4 separate regions of the Homo sapiens genome follow, and all the other regions are linked to region 4. A link is a contact called in ENCODE Hi-C or POLR2A ChIA-PET data. All regions are on one chromosome and are shown on one strand. Each heading gives the region's core, a stretch centred on a gene start or an enhancer-like site at or near the end of the contact. The rest is flanking DNA. Distances are from core to core; before and after follow the strand shown.

Region 1 (2,960 bases), core at 349-2,848, 410 kb before region 4:
AGCAATCAAAGGTCCTCCCATAGGTTTAAACATCATTCTCACCAGAAGGTCATGAAGGAAATCCTCAGTACACACATCAGGGCCTCTCCCATCTCCCCTCCACACCATCTGGCTTACTCTGATTGCTGACTTCTGCCTTGTCCAAGGGGACTGAAAGTGCCTTGGAGGAAGAAGGTAGAAGAACAATCTTCAGCTTCCCACTCCCTTCATCCCTAGATAAGAACTCTCTTCCATCATGTGTGACTTCAGCTATGAGTTGAGGGATAATTGGTTTTGTTTGAGTGTTGTGCATGTTACTACAAGTTACCAGTCCAAATATTTTTCAGGAATCATGGAGAAGAATTTTCTGTTTAGGAAGTTTCAGTCAGGTGTAGTGGCTCACACTTATAATCCCAGCACTTTGGGAGGCTGGGCAGGAGGATAGCTTGAGCCCAAGAGTTCAAAACCAGCCTGGGCAACATCATAGCAAGACCGTGTCCCTACAAAAAATGAAACAAATTAGCTGGGTGTGGTTGTTCATGCCTGCAGTCCCAGCCACTTGGAAGACTGAGTTAGGAGGATCACTTGAGCCCAGAAGTTTGAGGCTGCAATGAGCTATGATCATGCCACTGCACTCTAGTCTGGGCAACAGAGCAAGATCCTCTCTCTAAATTTTTTTAAAATAAATAAATAGAAAAGTTCAACCAGAGTGAATGTATGCTTAATCTGGAAGGATGAGTGCAGCTCCATCCAGTAGACCCTTGTCAAATAGAACTCTAACACAGATCTGCTTAATTTTCAAGATTAGTGGGAAGTCTCTATTTTTGTTAGAAAGTTCCAGAACTTTAAATATTACCCGGTTTCAAAACATGTTTTAAGGCTGGGCGCGGTGGGTCACGCCTGTAATCCCAGCACTTTGGGAGGCTGAGACAGGTGGATCACGAGGTCAGGAGATCGAGACCATCCCAGCTAACACGGTGAAACCCCGTCTCTACTAAAAATACAAAAAATTAGCTGGGCATGGTGGCAGGCACCTGTAATCCCAGCTGCTCGGGAGGCTGAGGCAGGAGAATGGCGTGAACCCAGGAGGCGGAACTTGCAGTGAGCCGAGATCATGCCACTGCACTCCAGCCTGGGTGACAGAGCGAGACTCCGTCTCAAAAAAAACAAAACAAAACATGTTTTAAATACTGTGCTTATCCATGGCTGCCTTAGCTCATGCTGCCTCTTGGGACCCTGGGTTTAGGGGCATGTCACTATACTGTAGTTCAAGGATGTGTCCAGGAAGGGGAAAGGGTGCTCTCTTAGTCTGTTTGTGTTGCTACAAAGGAAGAACTGAGGTTGTATAATTTATTAATAAAAGGGGCTTATTTAGCTCCTAGTTCTGCAGGTTGTATGTGAAGCATGGCATCAGCATCTGCTCCTGGTGAGGACCTCAAGCAGCCTCCACTCTTGGCAGAAGGCAAAGGGGAATCAGTGTGTGCAGAGATCACATGGCAAGAGAGGAAGCAAGAGAGAGGAGGCAGTGCCAGGTTCTCTTGTATAATCACATCTCACAGGAACTAATTGAGTGAGAACTCACTCTTTACTGTGAAGATGGCATCACAGCCACTCATGAGGGCTCCTCCTCCATGCCCCAAACACCTTCCATTGGGCTTTACCTCAACATTGGGGATCAAATTTCAACATGAGATTTGGAGGGGACAGTTGTCCAAACTGAAGCAGGATATCTCATCTTTCTACTTCTCCTGAGCTCTCTGACTGGCCCAAAGACCTGACCTCAAGAAGGGCTGCTCTTTCTTCCATGAGTTCTGATAGAGAGCGTCAAGTCATTTCCCAATGACTCACGTGTGTGATTTCCACATAATTTGGGGCTGCAATCTGAGTCTTGGACCACCCCTGGCCAGTCTATTGACAGTGACCGGAGGTAACAACTATGCTGTCTGTGGCATCTTTCCACAGTGGTGAATGGCTAGTTGGGTAGGGTGACTGGCTGGTCACTCTGGCCCTGTCCTTCCCTTTCTCCTTCAACAAACAGTAGGAAGGTAAACAGCCTTTAACTTGCAGCTCTTCATTTGCCAGGCAGTGGGGAGGGAGGATAAGTGGTGAGTGTAATTGCTTAAGACAGCAGAGTCAGCCTGAGACTCCGGGTGAGCACTTAAAGTGTCAAAGCAATGCAATAAACCTTCCTCAAACAGCAGTTTGACACAGTCACCCTTCTTGTTATGAGCAGAGATCTGAAACTTCTAAGCAGGTGTGTCACTTTATTTTTATTTTCTTAAAGGAAGGAGAGAGCAGCTAGTTCATTTGCATGATTTCTAGCAGTTCTTTTCTGAAACAGCCAGACAGAGACACATGGTTAAATGGTTGTCATGGAAACCAGAGAGCATAGCTCTCCTCCAAGGTCTAAAGGAAGGATGATGAAAAGTTTAAGTAATCACCATGGAAACCTAGAGCAGATTCAAGGCGAGTCAGATCCCCAGCACAGTAACCAGCAGGTAAGTCTTCAGAAACTGGGGCCCTGGTGGAAGGGTGATGCTGACTGTCCACTGTGGCTTATAGCATCAGGGCCAGCCCAGATGCCACCTCCACAGTCATAGGCCCAGAGCTCCCCACAGGGTTGGCAGTGAGATGAGTGTGTTCCCTCAAAGCTCAGACTTTCACTTTTCATGATTCGAGGTGGATCTTGGAGACTCTCTTGCCTGCCCTTCCCTGTCTCTTACCTCTTTGCATCCACAGTATGATGGGAACCCACGGATCTGTTGTCACAAAACAGAACCCTGTTCAGATTTGCAGGTAGGAAGACACTCAAGGCCCAGCCCTGGTTTATCTATGGACTTGACCAAGACACATCCCCTTTCATGTTCATTAATAACAAAAATGAAGCCAGAGATTCTGGCATTAAATAAACAAAAGCACTTGAAAGCACTTCCTGACTGCAGAGCTCTCTATGCAATTGTTGGTTTCTTCTATCACCATTT
Region 2 (2,894 bases), core at 30-2,529, 270 kb after region 4:
AATAATCTGTACAACAAACCCCTGTGACATGAGTTTGCCGGTGTAACAAACCTGCACATGTACCCCTGAACCTAAAATAAAAGTTAAAAAAAAAAAAAAAAGAAAGAAAGAAAAGTGCCCTTTGCGGTTCCACACAGAGGCGCCAGCCTTGGGCTGAGAGAACTCACTGGTTTGATGGTTATTGGATCGCTCATTAGAGATAACCAAAGCTATTGTTCCTCCCTGATCTTGCCTCTGTAGTTGAGTCATCACCCTTAGAGGCAGAAGAAAGCAAATTATAGCAGGGCTTCTTCAGCATTGGGGTGGGGAAAGTATTAAAACATGCATGGTAAAGATGTCACCTTCTTGGTCGTGGAAAAGCCCTCCTGGGGTAAATCTGCATATATTTGCATATATATATGCACGCATACATCCTAACCTGAAGGGAACATCCAGCTCTTCTCACCTACAAAAAGATGAATCCTTCTGATGTCTCTTTTACAGGGTATGTGGACAATAAAAATTTAACTATTAATGTTGTAGAAATCTAAGGGAAAAAAATCGCAAAATGAACGTGCCATTTAAATTTTAAATTTAAAAACGTCATTTTTAGTGTAAATTCTTTATAGGTAGATAAGAGCATATCTTGAAGACTTTTTAGGAAGGGAGAAGGGGAAATAGTAAAAGGTAACGTCAATCCTAAATCTTTATTTGAAAAGGAGACTGGATCTGTTTTTTTCTCTAACATCAATCCTAAATCTTTATTTGAAAAGGAGACTGGATCTGTTTTTTTCTCTAACATCAATCCTAAATCTTTATTTGAAAAGGAGACTGGATCTGTTTTTTTCTCTAACATCAATCCTAAATCTTTATTTGAAAAGGAGACTGGATGTTTTTTTCTCTAACGTCAATCCTAAATCTTTATTTGAAAAGGAGACTGGATTTGTTTTTTTTTCTCTAATTGTGTGCTGGGCAGTAGTTCTACCTTACTGTACCAAGGGGACTAACAGGGTTTGGAGAAACTAGGCTTCATCTTTTTCCAGGATCATCAGACACTTTCCAGGGGGAAAATGGACTTTCACTTTGGAAAATATAAAATCGTGTTTGTTTTACCTTACGAAACAACTGGAGCCTCTGGAAGACGAGGCTGTACGGTGCGTTGTGTAACCCGCCTGGGGAATCACGTTGCACAGACAAGTCCCACAGGCTTTTACTGCAATAATAAGCTTGATCTTCTTATTCAAATACAAGTAACAACCACAGCCGGCTCCAAGTCACGTGTCCAGGTCACATGGCACACAGACGCAGAAGCCGACTGGCAATCATTAGCCAATGCTTACTACCAGGAAGAAAATCCTGGCATTAAAGACACGAACTCAGTTTTTATAAAACAACCAGGACTGCAAGAGAAGGCATTTGATGTGGGGGTAGGGTGTCATTCTTGTTAAGTGCTTTCCAAGGAAAGGAAAAGAGCCAACACACACTCCCTCCTTTCGCTCTTCTCCCAGAACTTTCCAAACTTGCCCAGCGTAGCCGCCTTTTCCAAACCTGGAGGAGTGCTGGGCTGCAGCATCCGCAGCTCAGGTCTGGGAGCGAGAGGGAGGGGCGGGCTGACTTGGCTCTGGGTCCTAGCCCTTGGGAAATGGAGGGCTGAATTCAGAGCTGAATTTAGTAGAAAGCCAAGTTTTCTCTTCCTTATGAAATTAATGCTTCTGGGTCGATGGAGTTTGGGGAGGGGCGAGGGGTGAGAAGAAGCACTGTGAGCTATGGGGTCCGTCTGGACTTTTTGTTAACATGAAAAACAACATCCAGAATGTGGCTTCTTTAAGTTTTTCTGTGGTAAGAACAGAAACTGCAAGGACTCTGCCTACCTGAATGTTTCCTTGTTCAGCCGTTTGAATTTAGAAAGAAGTTCTTTCACTTTCTCTAACTTGTATAGTGTTACTTTGTGCTTCCAAAAACTGCAGTGATCGAACTGAGTTTGTTTAATTTAGTGTGGAAGTGACAATAGTGGGTGTGAATGAAGAGTTTAGAATCTGCTGGAGGGAAGGGGTAAAGTACAGATAAAAGGCTTTAACGGAAAATTGACAGCCTTTTTTTTTTTTTTTTAACAATCTAGGCGTGTTTTATTTCACAATGCACAGAAAGTGCTTTACCCAAACACTGCAGAACAGACGCAGCCTTAAAAGAAAATCTATTGGTATAGTCAGGATTCTCAATCCTATTTCATTTCGCTCTTTTCAGAAAGAACAACCATACAAAGAATTTCACTGTGTCACTGAAATATAATTATTTCACAAAATTTAGTTAGGAAGTTTGGTTTTCTCCCTCTTCATCTTTTTCTCCATCCTACCCTCTTCAAAAAGCTAAAATACGCCTGTAATCTCAGCACTTTAGGAGGCTGAGATCAGGAGTTCGAGACCAGCCTGGCCAACATGGTGAAGCCCCATCTCTACTAAAAATACAAAAAAAATTATCTGGGCATGGTGGTGTGTGCCTGTAATCCTAGCTACTCGGGAGGCTGAGGCAAGATAATTGCTCAAACCCGGGTGGCAGAGGTTGCAGTGAGCTGAGATTGCGCCACTGCACTCTAGCCTGGGTGACAGAGTGGGACCCCGTCTCAAAAAAAAAAAAAAAAAGCTAAAATAAGAGCATGTGAGCCAAAGGGGTGAATCTAGGTTTCGTAGGTCCTGAAGCTTATGTAATTTGGAAGGAAGAGAATATAAATTCAAACATACAAAATTAGGTATTAAAGTATCACTAAATTTAGAAAAACATATAATTAACTGACTAACATATCTCTAAAATCCTTTCTATCCCACATTTTGGGGCAGATATTCATTGATGGCCTCTTATGTTCCTGAAAGGTGAGAACTTTCATCTTGACCAGTGATCCGTTTAAGTGTACCTACAAT
Region 3 (2,700 bases), core at 31-2,530, 290 kb after region 4:
TATGTAGTCAAGTTGCCTGGTCATGAGCACATTTTAGGTCAAGGTGTGTTTTACGCAGCTTCTAGGGTTTGCTCCTTCCTTTTGAGTTTGAGCCTGGGGGTGTGGGTTGAGGATAAAGAGTAGGTGTGGGCCAGGAGTGGTGGCTCACATCTGTAATCCCAGCACTTTGGGAGGCCGAGGTGGGAGGATCTCCTGAGCCCAGGGGTTCGAGATCAGTCTGGGGAAGGGACGAGACCTTGTCTCTACAAAATTAAAATAAAAATAAATAAATTAGCCAGGCCTGGTGGTGCATGCCTGTAGTCCCAGCTACTCAGGAGACTGAAGCAGGAGGATCACTTGAGCCCAGGACTTTGAGGCTGCAGTGAGCTATGATCACGCCACTGCACTCCAGCATGAGCAATAGAGTGAGACCCTGTCTGTATTGAGAGAGAGAGAGAGAGAGAGAGAGAGAGAGAGAGAGAGAGAGAGAGACACACACAGAGAGACAGACAGAGAGAGAACAAAGAGCAGGTGTGATCGGAGCTCAGGAAATCCTCCCTCTGGTAAGTAGTCTCAGCCTTCTATTGAGGCTGCCACCACAGTGCCATCCACAGCTTTTGCAGACCATGACATACGCAAACTGTTGTAAAATTTTGGCAGTGCTCATAGTCTCAGAGCCAAGCTTTGAAACAGAGAGGCAGCAGGAGACAGTGGGAGGAGGGTGGGATTAGAGACAGAAGGTCTCCGGGTTTGAATCTTTTCTCTCTATTGGCTGGTTGTGTGACTCTTGTCTCAGCTTCTTGGGCTGTACAAAGAGAAAACTAACACCTGCCTTAGAGACTTGTGATGATTTAATGTAGAGTGTGTGACATGTTATTGGATATTAGCAATTGCTGATATTTATAATGAAGAGCACTGGAAGCTGTCACAGTTCTCATAGTTTATTTTGCATTTGCTCCTCAGCATCCTCTGCTCATCTCAGTGTCTGTGTGGTCTTAGTGGGATGCTGACTATATTAATACTTGTAAACTTTACTCATTTTCCATCTCAAATGGGACAAGGGATAAAAATTATTTTTTATATTGTATATTTATTTAGTAAGTGAGCACTTTCCATTTTAGGCACTGGAGACACAGAAATGAAAGAGACAACGTGCCCTCAAGGATCTCACAGTGTGTGGTGAGGTGGACACACACACACATATCTAAGCACATGACAGTGAGAGGCACGTGGTCACGAGGTTGTGACGTGGAGCTGAGAGCTCAGAGGAAGGGCTTTGGATCAAGTGTGGTCAGACCACACTCGGCCATGAAAGTCTTTGAAGGTGGGGAAGGGGTGAAGATGGTGAGGGGATTCCACGGCTGGGAGAGGTACACTCCCTACACGTTCTAACCAACTGGCCGTGGGGAGGAAGCTGGAGGTCAGGACACAGGTAGGGCCTGGGTTTTTGCCTCATGTGACTGGGTGGATGGTCACAATTCGGCCATGCTGTCTTTGAACTCAACACCACCAAAATCATAGGATATTCCTAGTAATGTTGATTTCCACTAGATTACTTTTGTTACCAGAGTTTTAAGGGCAGAAGTCTTTGTCCCTTTTTTTCTCTAACAGGAAGCCATTCTGGGCCATTTATTTGCCGTTAACTTACACAGCCCACTGGAGAGTGGAGGGGTGTGAATGTGGGAGCCTGGGTGAGGGCTGCACCGGACTGTCACCAGGACAGTCCTCAATGCTGCCTGACTTAGCCACATTGCCAAAAACATACACCCATAGGTTATGAAATATTCAATACTGTATTGTATGGGAGAAATACAAAGAGGAGAAAGAACTGGGTTGAAAAGGTGGTCTGGTCAGGTATCTCAACCCACTGGCTTATAGACCAGGAACCACTCTAGACAATGCATGTAAGGAACAGAAATGGGAAACAAAAACATTTAAATTGTATTTTTCTCTGATTGCAATAAACTTGGAGGAAAGCTATTTTCTTACTTTGAGCTTTTCTTCCAATTATGATGAATGCAGAGATTAATTACAAAGGACCCGGATAAACTAAAACTCATCTACAGCATTTTTTTTTTTTTTGAGATGGAATCTCGCTCTGTTGCCCCGGCTGGAGTGCAGTGGCGCGATCTCGGCTCACTGCAAGCTCCGCCTCCCGGGTTCACGCCATTCTCCTGCCTCAGCCTCCTGAGTAGCTGGGACAACAGGCACCTGCCACCACGCCCAGCTAATCTTTTTTGTATTTTTAGTAGAGACGGGGTTTCACCTTGTTAGCCAGGATGGTCTCCATCTCCTGACCTCGTGATCTGCCTGCCTTGACCTCCCAAAGTGCTGGGATTACAGGCGTGAGCCACCGCGCCCGGCCTCTACAGCATATTTTAAAAGGCAAAAAGGTATTTTAAAATTCATGTTGGAAGACGTGGGCTCTAGCTGGGGCTGAGACAGATGATTCAACTATATTTTTTATTTTACTGCGCACTGAGGGTTGAAGCTGAAGAGCATGCATGCTTACCATTGTGTGTGCACATGTGTGTATGTGTGTCTTACACCAAAGACTGAAATCTCAAAAAAGCCCCAGGGAGCAGGTGTAACTATTATGCTACAAATGAACAGGTGTATTGTGGATCGCTGTTATATAGTTCTTTTCTTCAAACATACCTTCCTGATATAACGTTTTCTTCCTGAAAGCAAACAGTTTCTACTATTGGATTCTTGAGTGTA
Region 4 (2,740 bases), core at 117-2,616:
GCCATGAAGCAGAGCAGCTTTCACCAGAATGTGCTGATACCTTGATCTTGGACTTCCCAGCTTCTAGAACTATAAGCAATACACTTCTATTATTTATACATTTTACCCAGTCTAAGGTATTTTGTTATAGCAGCCCAAACAGACCAGACACATGCCTAGCACTCACTCTTCATGACTTTTGTTCTCCTGGAACGCTCTTCCTGCAATCACATGGCGAGCTCCCTAACTTTATTGAAGCCTCTTCTCAAACATCACCCACCTCCAAGAAACCTTCCAAGTCTACCTGGTCTAAAATACTTCTCCCTCTCATCCACTCCTCTTCTCCATAGCATTTAGTGCCATCTGACATAAGAATCAGTCCTCGGCCGGGCGCGGTGGCTCACGCCTGTAATCCCAGCACTTTGAGAGGCTGAGGTGGGTGGATTGCCTGAGGTCAGGAGTTCGAGGCTAGCCTGGCCAACATGGTGAAACCCCGTCTGTACTAAAAATACAAAAATTAGCCGGGCATGGTGGTGCAAGCCTGTAATCCCAGCTATTCGGGAGGCTGAGGCAGGAGAATCGCTTGAACCCGGGAGGTGGAGGCTGAACCCGGGAGGCGGAGGTTGCAGTGAGCCGAGATCATGCCATTGCACTCCAGCCTAGGCTACAAGAGTGAAACTCCATCTCCAAAAAAAAAAAGAATCAGTCCTCATTACTCACAGATTCCGTATTTGTGAATTCATTTACTTGCTAAAATTAATTTGTAACCCTAAAAATCAATGCTTTCAGTGCTTCTTGTGGTTATTCGTGGACATGCATGCACAGAACAGAGAAAAATTTGAGTCACAGGACGTGCACATTTCCAGCTGAGGTCAAACAAGTCAATACTCCACCTTCCTCTTTCAGTTCACACTGTAAACAAGTGTATTTTTGGGGGACTAGTGTCTTTGTTATTGTTCCTTTTTTTTTTTTTTTGAGACGCAGTCTCGCTCTGTCGCCCAGGCTGGAGTGCAGTGGCGCAATCTCGGCTCACTTCAAGCTCCGCCTCCCAGGTTCACACCATTCTCTTGCCTCAGCCTCCCGAGTAGCTGGGACTACAGGCGCCTGCCACCTCGCCCGGCTAATTCTTTGTATTTTTAGTAGAGACGGGGTTTCACCGTGTTAGCCAGGATGGTCTTGATCTCCTGACCTCGTGATCCGCCCGCCTCGGCCTCCCTAAGTGATGGGATTACAGGCGTGAGCCACCTTGCCCAGCCTATTGTTGCATTTTTTTGTGCTTTTTGTTGATTTCACTGTTTAAAACGTCCTCAAGTGCAGTGCTGAAGTGCCGTCTAGTGTTCCTAAGCACAGAAAGCTATGATGTGCCTTATGGAGAACACCATGTGTCAGATAAGCTTCGTTCAGGCTGAGTTACAGTGCTGTTGGCCATGTTAATGTAAAGAATCAACCATATAGATCAAATAACATGTCTTTAAACAGAAACAGAAAAGGTTATATAGTGATTGTTTGACAAAAATCTCATGACCACAGGCTAGCAGGAACCTATTTCCCCTAGGAACAGTATTTCAGTTTATACTAATTCAGTGTTCAAGGCAACTTTATTGACCATAACTACTACAAATGACATGAATCAACTGCATGTATCTCCTATTACTACCTAACATTATATATTGATCTCCATGTTTGGAAGGCAAACTCAAAAGGAGCAAGGATTTCCTTCTAGTGTGCTGCCTTATCTCAGGCTGATAACAGTGCTTGGTCCTTAGCAGTAATCTAGAAATATTTGTTGAAAAGATAATTAGTACAAGCAAAGGATAAGCAATTCTTAAACCCACCCCCGCCTCCACCAAAAAAAAAACAAAACAACAACTCAAGTGGACAATAGTTATAGAAAATGTTCAGGCTCACTAGTAATCTTGGAGCACCCAGGATTGGTTCCCCCCTTCCTCCCAATACTACTACCTAGTGTTGGCGAGGGCCCAGGGAAGTCAGTCATGCAATCACCAAAAAACCTTAAATGTGCATTTCCTTTGACCAAGCAACTCCACTCCTGGAAAACAAAACTTGGATCCATGCAAAAATTTATCAACAAGGCTAACTGCTGCAATTAACAATGGCAAGACAGTATAAATCACCTCAGAATCTTAAAACAGTGAAACAATGTTTATCCATTAAAACAGATACAATAGGATCTCACGTTTATTTAAAATCTATATGCATAAAATAGGAAAATGTTTGTAGTCACTAAGTATTAAAATGCATGGTCAAAAATCTTTTTTTTTGGTATTTTCCTAGTTTTTCCTTGACAATATGCACTACTTTTGTCAGAAAAAAAATAAAACAACACAGAAGCTTAGGAGTAAATCTGACAAATAGATTATGAAGTACTGAGTCCCTAGCAAATAATTTTACTGCAAGGACACTGGCTGCCAGCCTTAAACCTCAGTAAGTACTGCTGTTAACTCAAATCTCTACGGCAGTGGTGCTGTTTGGGCATCCTACTTTAAATGAAGCCTGAGGAGTGGAACATATATTGATAAGCTCAGCACTCAACTGCTGTAATAGCCACTCTACTCAATCTCAGCTCCACAACTGAATGAGTACAGTCTCCTTATCTGTAAGATGTGATAAAAGTATCTCACGCACAGGAATGTTGAGGTCTAAATGAAATAACATCTATCTCATATATCACAACCAACATCTAACAAGCCTCACAAGCACTGGTTATTACTCTCTCCCAAAACAGAACTGTTAGATGGTG

The links. A loop is a pair of places that touch in the nucleus more often than their neighbours do. ChIA-PET counts read pairs that join two places held with the same protein, here RNA polymerase II (POLR2A). Pooled maps may share reads with other maps.
Region 1: a loop to region 4 is called in a map with no recorded cell type, with 9 times the contacts of the local background. The contact joins two enhancer-like sites. A Hi-C loop is called at or near these places in 2 of 37 single-sample maps with no recorded cell type and 4 of 50 pooled maps. POLR2A ChIA-PET finds 5 or more read pairs at or near these places in 1 of 52 experiments (activated CD8-positive, alpha-beta memory T cell).
Region 2: a loop to region 4 is called in a map with no recorded cell type, with 7 times the contacts of the local background. The contact joins two enhancer-like sites. A Hi-C loop is called at or near these places in 4 of 168 maps with a recorded cell type or tissue (ascending aorta, cardiac septum, dorsolateral prefrontal cortex and 1 more), 2 of 37 single-sample maps with no recorded cell type and 15 of 50 pooled maps. POLR2A ChIA-PET finds 5 or more read pairs at or near these places in 3 of 52 experiments (H1, T-cell and activated CD4-positive, alpha-beta T cell).
Region 3: a loop to region 4 is called in a map with no recorded cell type, with 20 times the contacts of the local background. The contact joins the promoter of LINC00426 here to the enhancer-like site in region 4. A Hi-C loop is called at or near these places in 3 of 168 maps with a recorded cell type or tissue (B cell, CD8-positive, alpha-beta T cell and naive thymus-derived CD4-positive, alpha-beta T cell), 17 of 37 single-sample maps with no recorded cell type and 10 of 50 pooled maps. POLR2A ChIA-PET finds 5 or more read pairs at or near these places in 4 of 52 experiments (B cell, activated B cell, activated CD4-positive, alpha-beta T cell and 1 more).

Annotation. Positions count from the first base shown.
Region 1 is chr13:31,073,514-31,076,473 of GRCh38, reverse strand. No RefSeq gene overlaps it. Among named protein-coding and RNA genes, the nearest start is that of LINC01066, 79 kb to the right of the region's middle. Within about 2 kb of position 1,598, at least 4 of the 41 ENCODE cell types and tissues checked have a DNase peak (open chromatin) inside an H3K27ac peak, as active enhancers do.
Region 2 is chr13:30,393,981-30,396,874 of GRCh38, reverse strand. No RefSeq gene overlaps it. Among named protein-coding and RNA genes, the nearest start is that of LINC00426, 22 kb to the right of the region's middle. Within about 2 kb of position 1,279, at least 40 of the 41 ENCODE cell types and tissues checked have a DNase peak (open chromatin) inside an H3K27ac peak, as active enhancers do.
Region 3 is chr13:30,372,494-30,375,193 of GRCh38, reverse strand. LINC00426 (long intergenic non-protein coding RNA 426) reads left to right here and starts at 1,280. Exons shown (of 5, transcript NR_024464.2): 1 at 1,280-1,411.
Region 4 is chr13:30,660,860-30,663,599 of GRCh38, reverse strand. No RefSeq gene overlaps it. Among named protein-coding and RNA genes, the nearest start is that of TRN-GTT2-4, 12 kb to the left of the region's middle. Within about 2 kb of position 1,366, at least 5 of the 41 ENCODE cell types and tissues checked have a DNase peak (open chromatin) inside an H3K27ac peak, as active enhancers do; they include B cell, where a contact is called at or near this core.